Linked DNA regions of Homo sapiens: region 2 is linked to region 1. A link is a contact called in ENCODE Hi-C or POLR2A ChIA-PET data. All regions are on one chromosome and are shown on one strand. The core of a region is the stretch at or near the end of the contact, and the rest is flanking DNA. Distances in the headings are between cores, read along the strand shown. Region 1 holds the start of ECSCR (endothelial cell surface expressed chemotaxis and apoptosis regulator). Region 2 overlaps NRG2 (neuregulin 2).

Evidence for each region. A loop is a pair of places that touch in the nucleus more often than their neighbours do. ChIA-PET counts read pairs that join two places held with the same protein, here RNA polymerase II (POLR2A). Pooled maps may share reads with other maps.
Region 2: a pooled map shows a loop between it and region 1 (3-fold over the local background). The contact joins two enhancer-like sites. A Hi-C loop is called at or near these places in 1 of 50 pooled maps. POLR2A ChIA-PET finds 5 or more read pairs at or near these places in 3 of 52 experiments (H1, OCI-LY7 and RWPE1).

The regions. Positions count from the first base shown.
Region 1 is chr5:139,457,792-139,463,055 of GRCh38, forward strand. It overlaps ECSCR (endothelial cell surface expressed chemotaxis and apoptosis regulator), which reads right to left and starts at 4,952. Exons shown (of 10, transcript NM_001077693.4): 1 at 4,819-4,952; 2 at 348-392; 3 at 1-16. The coding sequence starts at 4,879. RefSeq lists enhancers at 3,134-3,723, 3,724-4,312, 4,902-5,264. Within about 2 kb of position 1,725, at least 15 of the 41 ENCODE cell types and tissues checked have a DNase peak (open chromatin) inside an H3K27ac peak, as active enhancers do.
Region 2 is chr5:140,036,578-140,041,887 of GRCh38, forward strand. All of the region lies in intron 1 of NRG2 (neuregulin 2), which reads right to left. Among named protein-coding and RNA genes, the nearest start is that of NRG2, 4.1 kb to the right of the region's middle. RefSeq lists an enhancer at 4,625-4,814. Within about 2 kb of position 2,199, at least 6 of the 41 ENCODE cell types and tissues checked have a DNase peak (open chromatin) inside an H3K27ac peak, as active enhancers do.

The sequences.
Region 1 (5,264 bases), core at 475-2,974:
AGACCGCCAAGGCCTCCTGAAACAGAACATCTGAGGCTGAGGGGTGCACCGCCTCCTACTGTTCCATCTCCCTCTCTTGTTCCCTAGATCTGTGTGTCTTTCTCCCTACCCCATCCCCCACCCCTCATTCCCAACCATTCACCTCTTTTTTCTTTCAAGGTACATTAGACTCAGCTAGGCTGAAAAAAAATCCTTAGATGAGCTCAGCCTTGGTGAGTCCTGAGAGCTCCCGCTCCAGCTGCGGCCCCAGCCCCCTGAGGTTAAGGCTAAATTGGCATAGAGCTCCTCTCACCCTTCCTAAGCTCCTAGGCCTACACGCTGGAGTAGACCCATGTGTTTGGTCTTACCCTGAGAGCTAGAGGTCTGGGTCATTGTGGGCTGGGAGTTGTGGCCTGCAAGAGAAAGCAAAACACATAGCTTGGTAAGTCCCCTGCCCAGCACAGAGCCTAGAAAGGAACCCTTAGAATGCCTTCTGGCCCAGCCTGGGCAACATAGCAAGACCCTGTCTCTAAAAAAAAATTTTGTTTTGTTTTGTTTTTTTTTTTTTTTTAAATTCTCCAGGCACAGTAGTGCACACCTGGAGTCCTAGCTACTCAGGAGGCTGAGGTGGCAGGATTGCTTGAGACCAGAAGGTTGAGGCTGGCTGCAGTGAGCTATGATTGCACCACTACACTCCAGCCTGGGCAACAGGTGGAGACCCTATCTCAACAAAAAAAAAAAAAAAAAAAAAAAAAAAAAAAAAGAAAGAAAAAGAAAAAAGAAAAGAAAACACTGGCCAGGTGCGGTGGTTCACACCTGTAATCCCAGCACTTAGGGAGGCTGAGGTGGGTAGATCACTTGAGGTCAGGAGTTCAAGACTAGCCCGGCCAACATGGTGAAACCCTGCCTCTATTAAAAATACAAAAATTAGCAGGCCTGATGGCACACGCCTGTAATCCCAGCTGCTTGGGAGGCTGAGGCATGAGAATCGCTTGAACCCGGGAGGTAGAGGTTGCAGTGAGCTGAGATCATGCCATTGCACTCCAGCCTGGGAGACAAAGTGAGACTCTGTCTCAAAAAAAAAAAAAAAGAAAAGAAAACAGAAAAAAACGTTTTGGCTTTCTAAGCCTACCATGCTGGAAGGCAGACACACTAGGCAGAGGACTAAAGGATGTGGGCTGTGGCTCACGGTGCTGGCTTCCTCTGAGACTGTGACTCAATAGCAACATCACCACCACCTCATGGCTCAGAGTCCCGAAGTCCTTCCCTGTCTCTTCAATCTGACATGGGCATTTTACCAACCTGATGCAGAGTCAGGAGAAGGTTATTTTAAACTAGTGACATTTCTAAGGACAGAAGATCAATGACCTGCCACACCTAGACAAGGAAGGGCCCAGGACTCCAGGTCTCTAGGCTAATGTTTACCTTAAGCTACTGTCACCCTGGTCCTGCCCCCAGGGAAGGGGCTGAGAGACGGGAAGGTGAGTGAGATGGGGATGGGGATTAGGGCTTGTATCTTGCCTAGAGGTAGGGGCCTGTGCAGAAAGTAAGTTCTGAGGTATATATAGGAGGCAGGGAAGCTCTAGCATGAGCAACCCATTCACTCTCACAGGCAGAGGATACATAGGAAATGGTTGTTATTGACCAAACCCAGAGAGGGGTCAGTCACCAAGAGTCCCCAATCAGAAGCCCTCACTGGCTTTTTTGTATGTACACGTGTGTCTGCGGGGCTCTATGCAAATGTATGTGCATGCTCGTGTGCCCTTGTGTGTGTCCCGCTGTGTATGTGGAACCTGAAAGGTCAGGTTGTATTTGCTCATTTTCCACAATGAAATCATTCTTGAAACCTGTGAACAATGTGAAAGGAAAACAACGTGGGGAAGTGGAGCCGCCCAGCTGGGTTCCCGTCCCTCTGCTTGAGCAGGGACTACAGCCCCTGGCCTGGCTCTGCTGCTCCCTTGGTCTCTCAGCATCAGGGGAGCATTCAGCCCAGGCCTGGGTGGACAGAGGCGGCTGGGTGCCAGGGGCCCACCCCAGCCTGTGGCAACCTGCTGCTCTGCTTATTTTCCTTAAGCCACTGCCTTCCTCCATGGGGCTATCATCTGGATAGTGTAGAATTAATTGCTTCCAAGTGTAAAATTACCAAACCCTGGGCCATGTTTTTCTAGATCACCATTTCTGAGAGCCCCATTCCCTTGTTGGCGAGAGGGGGATGGTCAAGAGGGGAGTCAAAATTTATAGGAAGCCCAGGCTAGAGAAAACCCTTTCTAGCTGGGGAGGACCCTTGGAGAATCCTTTTAACCCAAGGCATGTCCTGAAAACATGTATCAGTTACTAATCCAGCATATGTAATGTATTTTTTGTTTTTTTTTTTTCGTTTTGAGACAGAGTTTCGCTCTTGGTCACCCAGGCTGGAGTGCAGTGGCGCGATCTCAGCTCACTGCAACCTCCGCCTCCCGGGCTCAAGCTATTCTCCTGTCTCAGCCTCCTGAGTAGCTGGGATTACAGGCGCCTGCCACCATGCCCGGCTAATTTTTGTATGTTTAGTAGAGATGGGGTTTCACCATGTTGGCCAGGCTGGTCTCAAACTCCTGACCTCAGGTGATCCATTCGCCTCAGCATCCTAAATGCTGGGATCACAGGCGTGAGCCACCGAGCCTGGCCTAATGTACTATCTAAATGCTGTAAGGTTATAACTTAGTTTTTGGTGGGAAGGTACAGGGAAGGCACAGGGAACTGCCTTCCTGCATTTATCTAGAAAGAAAATTATTCAGTGGCTTGGGAGGAGTTCCAAAGTCACAAGCTTCAAGACCCTGCTCTTTCTTTGCCTCTTGCCCCTCCCACTACCCAAACTTTTTGTCACCAACAAAGATTTCTCTGTGGGTAAGGGAGGGACTTAGGGAGCATCTGTGTCTACAGCCGAGGGTGTCTCTGACCACTGGGCCTGCAGATTCCCAAAGAACTCTAGCCACAGGAATTTTTGATTTCCCAGGTCTCCCCTCTCTAATTCTGTCTGCTTTATCCCCTTCTAGTCTATCTCCACACACACCCCTCCCCATTTTTTCCTCAAAAGCATAGTTTAGAAGTTAAAATCGTGGATTTTAATCGAGCCTGGCAAGCCTGAGTTCAAGTCCTGGCTTTGTCGCTGTCTGACCTAGGCCTCAGTTTTCTTTACTTTGAAGTACAAGTGACCAGCCTGGGCAACATGGTAAAACCTTGTCTCTACAAAAAAATGCAAAAATTAGCTGGGTGTGGTGGTGTGTGCCTGTAGCCCCCAGCTACACAGGAGGCTAAGGCAGGAGGATTGCTTGAGCCCAGGAGGTCAAGGCTGCAGTGAGCCATGATCATGCCACTGCAACTCTGGCCTGCGCAATGGAGCAACCCTGTCTCAAAAATAACTAAGTAAAATGCAAGTGGTATCAGTACCTCGCAAGTTGTTGTGAAGGAAGGAAAATGCATATGAAGCACTTAACGCAGTGCCTGACATGCTCAATGAAGGCCAGACACTTTTGTTTTTGCCCTGTTCTCTCAAATCCTCCAAGTCTCAAGTCTGCCCTGCCTCTGGGTATCCGTAGTCAAGTCCCTTTATGGGCCTGAATGTGCTCAGGATTCCTCAGTCCACCAAGATGAAGGAGCCAGGAAATGCTCTGCACACTTCAGGATGAAGGGTTAGGAAACTCGGGGCGGGTGACAGCAGCTTAGGTACAGCCGACACAGGGCATTTGAGAGTGCTGGCACTTGCCTGGGAGAAAACAGTGGGTAGGGAGGCTGGGAAAAGTCTCGGCCTGTGAAAATGCCACCTCATGAGCTTCACCTGCAGTTTCCACAACAGCCTTGTTCCCCAGCCCCAGACCTGTGACTCTGTCATGGAGGGGGTAGGAGGGGATGGGGACAATCAGAGTCTTGTCCTCCAGCCCATGGACTTTTAGAGAAATGCCTGACATCTCCGGAAGCCAGTGTTCTGGTACTCAGGCCCTCTTACCCACCACCGACGAGGGGCCACCACCCCTCCCCATCTGAGCCCTCTTGTGCACTCTTTCTGCTGCTTTGAGCACAGAGGACTTGTAGAGGGTGAGGTGGGGGCAGAGCAGGAATGGTCAAAGGGAAGTTGCTGCCCTGTGAGTCAGAATGCCCTGGACTCGTCATGATTCCCAGCAACTGCTCCCTGATGAGAGGACCCCTATGAGCGGCTTCACAACTCATTGGCTGGCAGAGCCTGTCAGAGAGGTGCCATTTCCAAGTAGCCTCCTCTGGAGGTCATCTACTCTAGCCCCCTGGATGTGAGAATGTTAAGCACATCCTCCTTGGTGAATAGTTCTTTGTGTCTAACCTGAGTCCCTCTTGCTGTGATTTAACTTTAAAATCTACATTAGGAATTCCTAGGTTGCTACTCCTCATGTGAAAGGAGAGAACAGATCCCCTGTGAAGCCCATGGTGCAGAGGATTTGTGTTAGAACAGTTGAGAGAGTGGCCGTCGTCAGCCCTGCCCCAAGATCAGAGGGTGAGGGTCATGAGTAGCCTGAGCACATCCTAGAAGGAGCTTTGGGCCTGGGTCTTGCACTAACACAGCTCCCTCCCACAATTCAGGAGGCCAGCCTTTATGGGGAGCCCAGCTCCCCCAGGACAATTTCCCACAAGAGGGTTTAACCGTAGCTCCATTTTACCCCTGCCTGGTAATCAGGACCCCCCAATCCAACTGATCTTCATGGAAAGGCTCTGGAATTTCCCCTGGGCACAGCCCCTGGATGGAAAGCATGTGTCTCCTGAGAAAGAGACCGATGCCTAGAATGGCCAGCTGCGGAGAGGAATTGCCATGGGAAAGCGGCAGGCACCTCTTACCTCGGAACAGGAGGAAGCCCAGGATCACCCAGCACAGCTGCATGGCTCCTGCGGTGCCCATGTCAGCTGGGTATGTGGCGGGCAGGCAGCAGCTCAGTGGAGGCTCTGTCCATAGTGGAGAAGAGAGAGGGAGTGCTGGGGCGGGATGGGGGTGGGGACTGGCTCTCCAGGAGCTTCCTGTCAAAAGAATAGAAGGAAACACATTGGGACCAGCTCCAGGGGCCCTGCTCAGCCATGTCCAGATGAGGATGTGAGGCTGCAGCAGCGACTGTGCCCACCCAGCATGGCCTCTAGTGCCTATGCACAATGACCAACCATGGCAACCTGGCCCCATCCCCATTCTCTTCCCTTCTGAGGGTCCATCAGGTTCCACCACAGACCGCCTGGGGGTTTTCCTGGAATCTAACACCAATCCCGCCCAGTACTGTTTCAGACCAGGTTCTCCT
Region 2 (5,310 bases), core at 949-3,448, 580 kb after region 1:
TCCTAAAGAGTTGCCTGTATCATCTCTTGAAATTCATAAACTGGACTTATTTCTATGTACAAATTCGAAAAAGTAAGTGGGAGGAGAGGGTTAATTTGCTAGCAACAAGTAAGACAGAAATCCCCACACCATATACACCCATCCATCCAAACACAAAATTTGGGGGAAATTTCTTTTACTTTTAGTGCAAATTATACTAACAGCACTTCAGATCTTGCAAAGAAAGATCTAAGAACAAGTTGTTGAAAACTGCACTGGGGAAACTTCAATGATACTGATATCACCATTCCTTTCACAAATTTTCAAAATTGCCAAATGCCACTAAGCAAACAGCGCTTAGAGGGTTAAGACTTCTGCTGCTTTGATATTTGCATATTTACTTTTTTCCTATGTATCCAAATGGCAATTCCCTGATCCTCTGAAATTTTAACACTATGTTCCAATCAGTTACTTTAAACGTACTTCAGAACAGTATTCAGGTAGCTAAATTCCCTGGGATTGTACCAGCTGTGCATGAATATGGTCAAAATCAAACTCTTCATTGACAACTGCGGTCTCTGTCTTCTGAATGAAAATCAAAGCAATCATGCACTGTGGAGTTTTCTCTTTTTGTCTGTGAAATCATGTGATCTCCCACATGGACTCTACTGTGAGATCACCAAGCGTGTGAAACAATAAGAATTGCTGTATGGGTTGAGATGCAGCCCTAAATCTCAGTGATAAACCTTTGGATCTCTCCTTTGAGCATCCCAGTTAAGACTTATACAATGTATTGTCAGGGAAAACTTAACGGCAAAGTATCTGAAAAATAAGTTGGTATTTTCATTCCTGAGTCCAGAATTATATTTGTGAGGTAAGGTATTGAGGAGAAAAGAGGATCCTTTAATAGATACTTGAGATAGAGGACTCAGAGATCACTGGAACTAGGTAGATAAGATCTTGGGCCAGGTTAAGAAAATATGTATTACCTGGGAAGAATTTACCACAAAATTGGCTTAATGGCAAAATTAACATTCTCCCTCTGTTGAAAGAAAATTTAAGACTACTTTGGGCCGGGCGCGGTGGCTCACGCCTGTAATCCAAGCACTTTGGGGGGCCAAGGCGGGTGGATCACGAGGTCAGGAGTTCGAGGCCAGCCAGGCCAAGATGGTGAAAACCCGTCTCTACTAAAAATACAAAAATTAATCGGGCGCGGTGGCGGGTGCCTGTAATCCCAGCTACTCAGGAGGCTGAGGCAGGAGAATTGCTTGAACCAGGGAGACGGAGGTTGCAGTGAGCTGAGAATGTGCCACTGCACTCTAGCCTGGGCGACAGAGCAAGACTCCATCTCAAAAAAAAAAAAAAAAAAAAGACTGCTTTGAAAAACATTGTGTTTTTAGAGAAACACACACTTCAAGAATAAATTATTCCTGAATATTTTACCACAGAGCCTTAAAGCGGGGTAGCTGAGAACAGGGATTAAGAAGGAAACTTTTCATCATATATTTTTATGTATTTTCTGAATTTTGAGCCATATAAATGTGCTACAGCTCCAAAAATATAAATATAATTTTATAAAGAAAAAACTAATTGATATTAGGAAATAAAATTAAAATGCCCTAGATAAAACAGGATAGTAAAGGGGAAGCACACTTGCTTTGATTAGGGGCCGAGAGGAAGTTAGTCACCTAGATTGTTAATATACCACCATCCCTAGCTCTCAAACTGTTTGTTAATTCAAACCGACGGTTGTTTTATTTTTGTTTAAATTTGGGGGTGGGCAAGTAGTAATCTACCTTCCAAAAGAAAAAAAAATAAGAGGGTCTTTTCCAGCAAGATCTTTATTCTCCAGTGCTCAAATCCCATTAACACTAATCAGCACAATGATTAAGCACATTGTGGTTAAGTACTCTAGTTGATAATGATTCTTTCGGAAGAAAGGTTCCCATAGCGACAGGTAAAGGCTATCATCAAACTCAGCTTTTCAGCACAGGACTTGATGTCACAGGTCAGAGAGTTAAGATTGTTTTAGTTTTAATCTGGAGGCTTTCTTTAACTTCACTTGACTTTATCCATTCAAATGACACTGATGGAGAGTCCTTCTATAAACCAGGCAAAGTACGAAACGCGGCAGGGCAGGAGAACTAGGAGAAAGAAGACCTCAAAGATAAGCTATTGTTCCTACCCCAAGAATGCAGTCTGCCGAGGAAAGCAGCCACTACAAGAAATAATGACATTAGGGTGGTAATTCAATCGTTAAATCTACAACCATGCCTTGTCCTCATCACTAGGACTGGTCAGTTTCTAATCTAGTTTCACTTTCCCATCTTCAAGCTGCAGCACAGCTGGGTTTCCAGCTGGCTGGGGAAGAAAAGATTCTTTAAATAAACAGCATTTAAAAAATATGTAGTCGCTTTTGCTATACTGAATTTTGTGAACCACCTTTCTCTAATATGTGAATCTGGGTGCCACATTAATTTAAAACTATCCTAAAGAATGTAAAAATCCTTAGGAATACACCTTTCCTTGTAGCAACAAAGTACACTATACACTGGAAAACTGCTAATCAGGAAATCCCAAAGAAAGAAATGATCTTCATTTTTTATGCTATTTACTGCATCTATTCAATAAGGAAACTGCTTAAAAACATGAATATAAGAAAACAACAAGATAGGGTGTAATTATACCAAAATATATGCAACCATCTTTTAAAATGCAGGACTATTTGCAGAACATGATGTTTTTATAACATTGTACAGAATTGCTAATCCCTGCAAGGCCTTTCTAACTCTTTTTCCTCGCCTTTCCACAGAAGGCACAGAAAACACCTCCCTCCATACAATGCAATCTTCTAAGAAATGCAAAGATTTTACTCAACTCTATCACCAGATGTACTCTTTCTGGATAAATGATACACATTAGATATGTAAAAATATCACTCTGGCAGGTCTTGCTCTTCCAGAAAGACCCCTGTCTACCTTTCCCCACCTTAGATCACAGACTTCAAGTCAACATTTCATGGTGGAAACGAGCCATTTATGAGGACTGATAAGAAGAGGTCCAGTGTGACCTCCTGCATTGATGCTCCTGAGGCCAATTTTTAAACACAATATTATCCCTCCATATTTTGCCCCCCTCCAAAAAAAAACCCACGGGCTTTCTAGGTGACTTCCCAGAGAACCACACCTCTCAGAACCTACACACACTCAGACCTGAAACTAGCTAAACAAAGCAACAATGCAACCTCAGTTGCTCAATGTAACGGCCATGACGACAGTTTCCAAGTGCCAGTTTCCCTATTTTGCAATGGGCAAATCTGCTCCAAGGAGAAAATGTTCCCAATGACCCTGTGGCCCAGAGGGCTTTCTTTAGAATAGAAAACAGAAAATGAATTTGTTAGTTATTTCCTGCTAAGCACAAGGACAGTGTTGTGGTTAGTTAGGATGATTTTGTTTCCTTATTTAATATAGCATTACCAGTACATGTTTTCTTTAACCACATAGTAGAAAACAAGAAAATGCAGTTTATGCTCTTCTGTTATATTATCACCAATTCCACAAGTCTCACAAATATGTCCTTTAATTTCTAATCCCCTTATATAAGGCTCCCCAAAATGGTACCTATTTATATACTTCCCTTTGAATATCAATTCAAAGCAATTTTTTTTTGCATTCTAAAATGTTTACTGCCATACACATTCCTGATCCTTGATAATTTGTGATATGTGAGGGCCCTTCCTTTACCAGTGATTGCAGTTCTAAATGTATCTTTTTAAGAACTATACTACACATGCTATTTTGATAATATGAGATGATCATAACCTAGAAACAGACCATATTTCTGCCCCTCAAATCTTTCATGATTTCTGCATTCAACTGTTAAGCTACTGAATACCCACTAGAACAAACAATGTGTAATTGATAAGGTGTATTGTGTTGGGGGAAGGAGAAAGTAGGAGGAGGGAGACAAGGGAGCAGAGAAGCCAGTTACTCTATGGGGTTATCTGACAAAGACCATCAAGTCCTCAGCGGCCCAGACTAGGGATTATGTGGAGATGTACACTGTGCAAATGCAGGAGCAACTCACCAACAACCAAACAGAAGCTGTCCTTGGACAAGATTCAATAAATATTTTTACTATCTATTTTCCACTGTACAATACTGTTTCACAGCTCCCCAAGGCATCTCAGAGTATTTTAATACTCCCCAAGTATCAAAATACTTAATAGAATAAAAAATTAGAAATTCTTAGCTGGTCTCTACTTGTCTTTATAAAACATTTCAGAACATAAAACCAATAATAAAAAGCAGTCAACAATATTCCTAAGGATAATGTCAGAGCGATAAACTGCTGTTATCCCCCAAAGTTTTCCCCTCCTTATTAAGACATTGCCAAGATTCTTCTCATTAAAGTGATCACAGTTTAACATAGTTAGTGTCTAGATATACTCCCATCACTAAACTCCTAAAATTTGCCTCCTGAAGGGGGTGGGGGAGGAAAGCTTCCAAAAATCATAGGTATCGATCTAGAAAGATGAAGGCAGCAAAACTTACTATAAGCTGTTACACATATTTTGCTACTCAAACAAAGCCTGTCTACACTACCCAGAATCAGTTGGTAAAACTGGTAAACATACCAACTTCTATGAGAGTACAGGACATCTATCATAATTCAGCGATTACACAGTCCAGCAAGTCATACCGCATGCCAACAAATTCAGCTTTAGTTGGGACAAAACGAAACCTCAATTTGAATAAGCACGAGACAGGCTTACACCAAATACTCCAGTGTGGGACAATTTGATTTGAAATATCTTACTAAGAAGTAAGTACTGGATTCAGGGACAAGAAGAAAAAGCTCTTAGACTGACATTTCTTTGACTTTTGACATGGGAGACTTCCATTCCCAGCTGCAGAGATCTACAGATTTCAGTGTTTTGTTTCTAATCACCTGCATTCCTGTGCAGCATCCAACATCATGAAGATGAGAGATGCAGTCAAATACATCCGGCGAGTAAGACGTTAGAGCTGAACTTAAAGCATTCAGCAGAAGTTACTCTCTTTCATCATCATCACAATCAACAGACCTTGTAATTCCCCCAGAAACAGCTAAAAAAAAAAAAAAAAAAAGGTGTCTGCTTGCTAGTCTTAAGAGAAGGATGTGCTACCTGCTTAGCAAAGACAGGCAATCACGATGAAGAAAAAAACTGGAGCCACATGGAGGACGGAAAACAGTAGCAGAAAAAGTCCAACTCTGCCTGCGCCAGCGGTGTGGATGAGCAGAGCAACGAGCCCAGGAGAGGAAGGAGGGGGCGGGGGCGACCATTCCCTA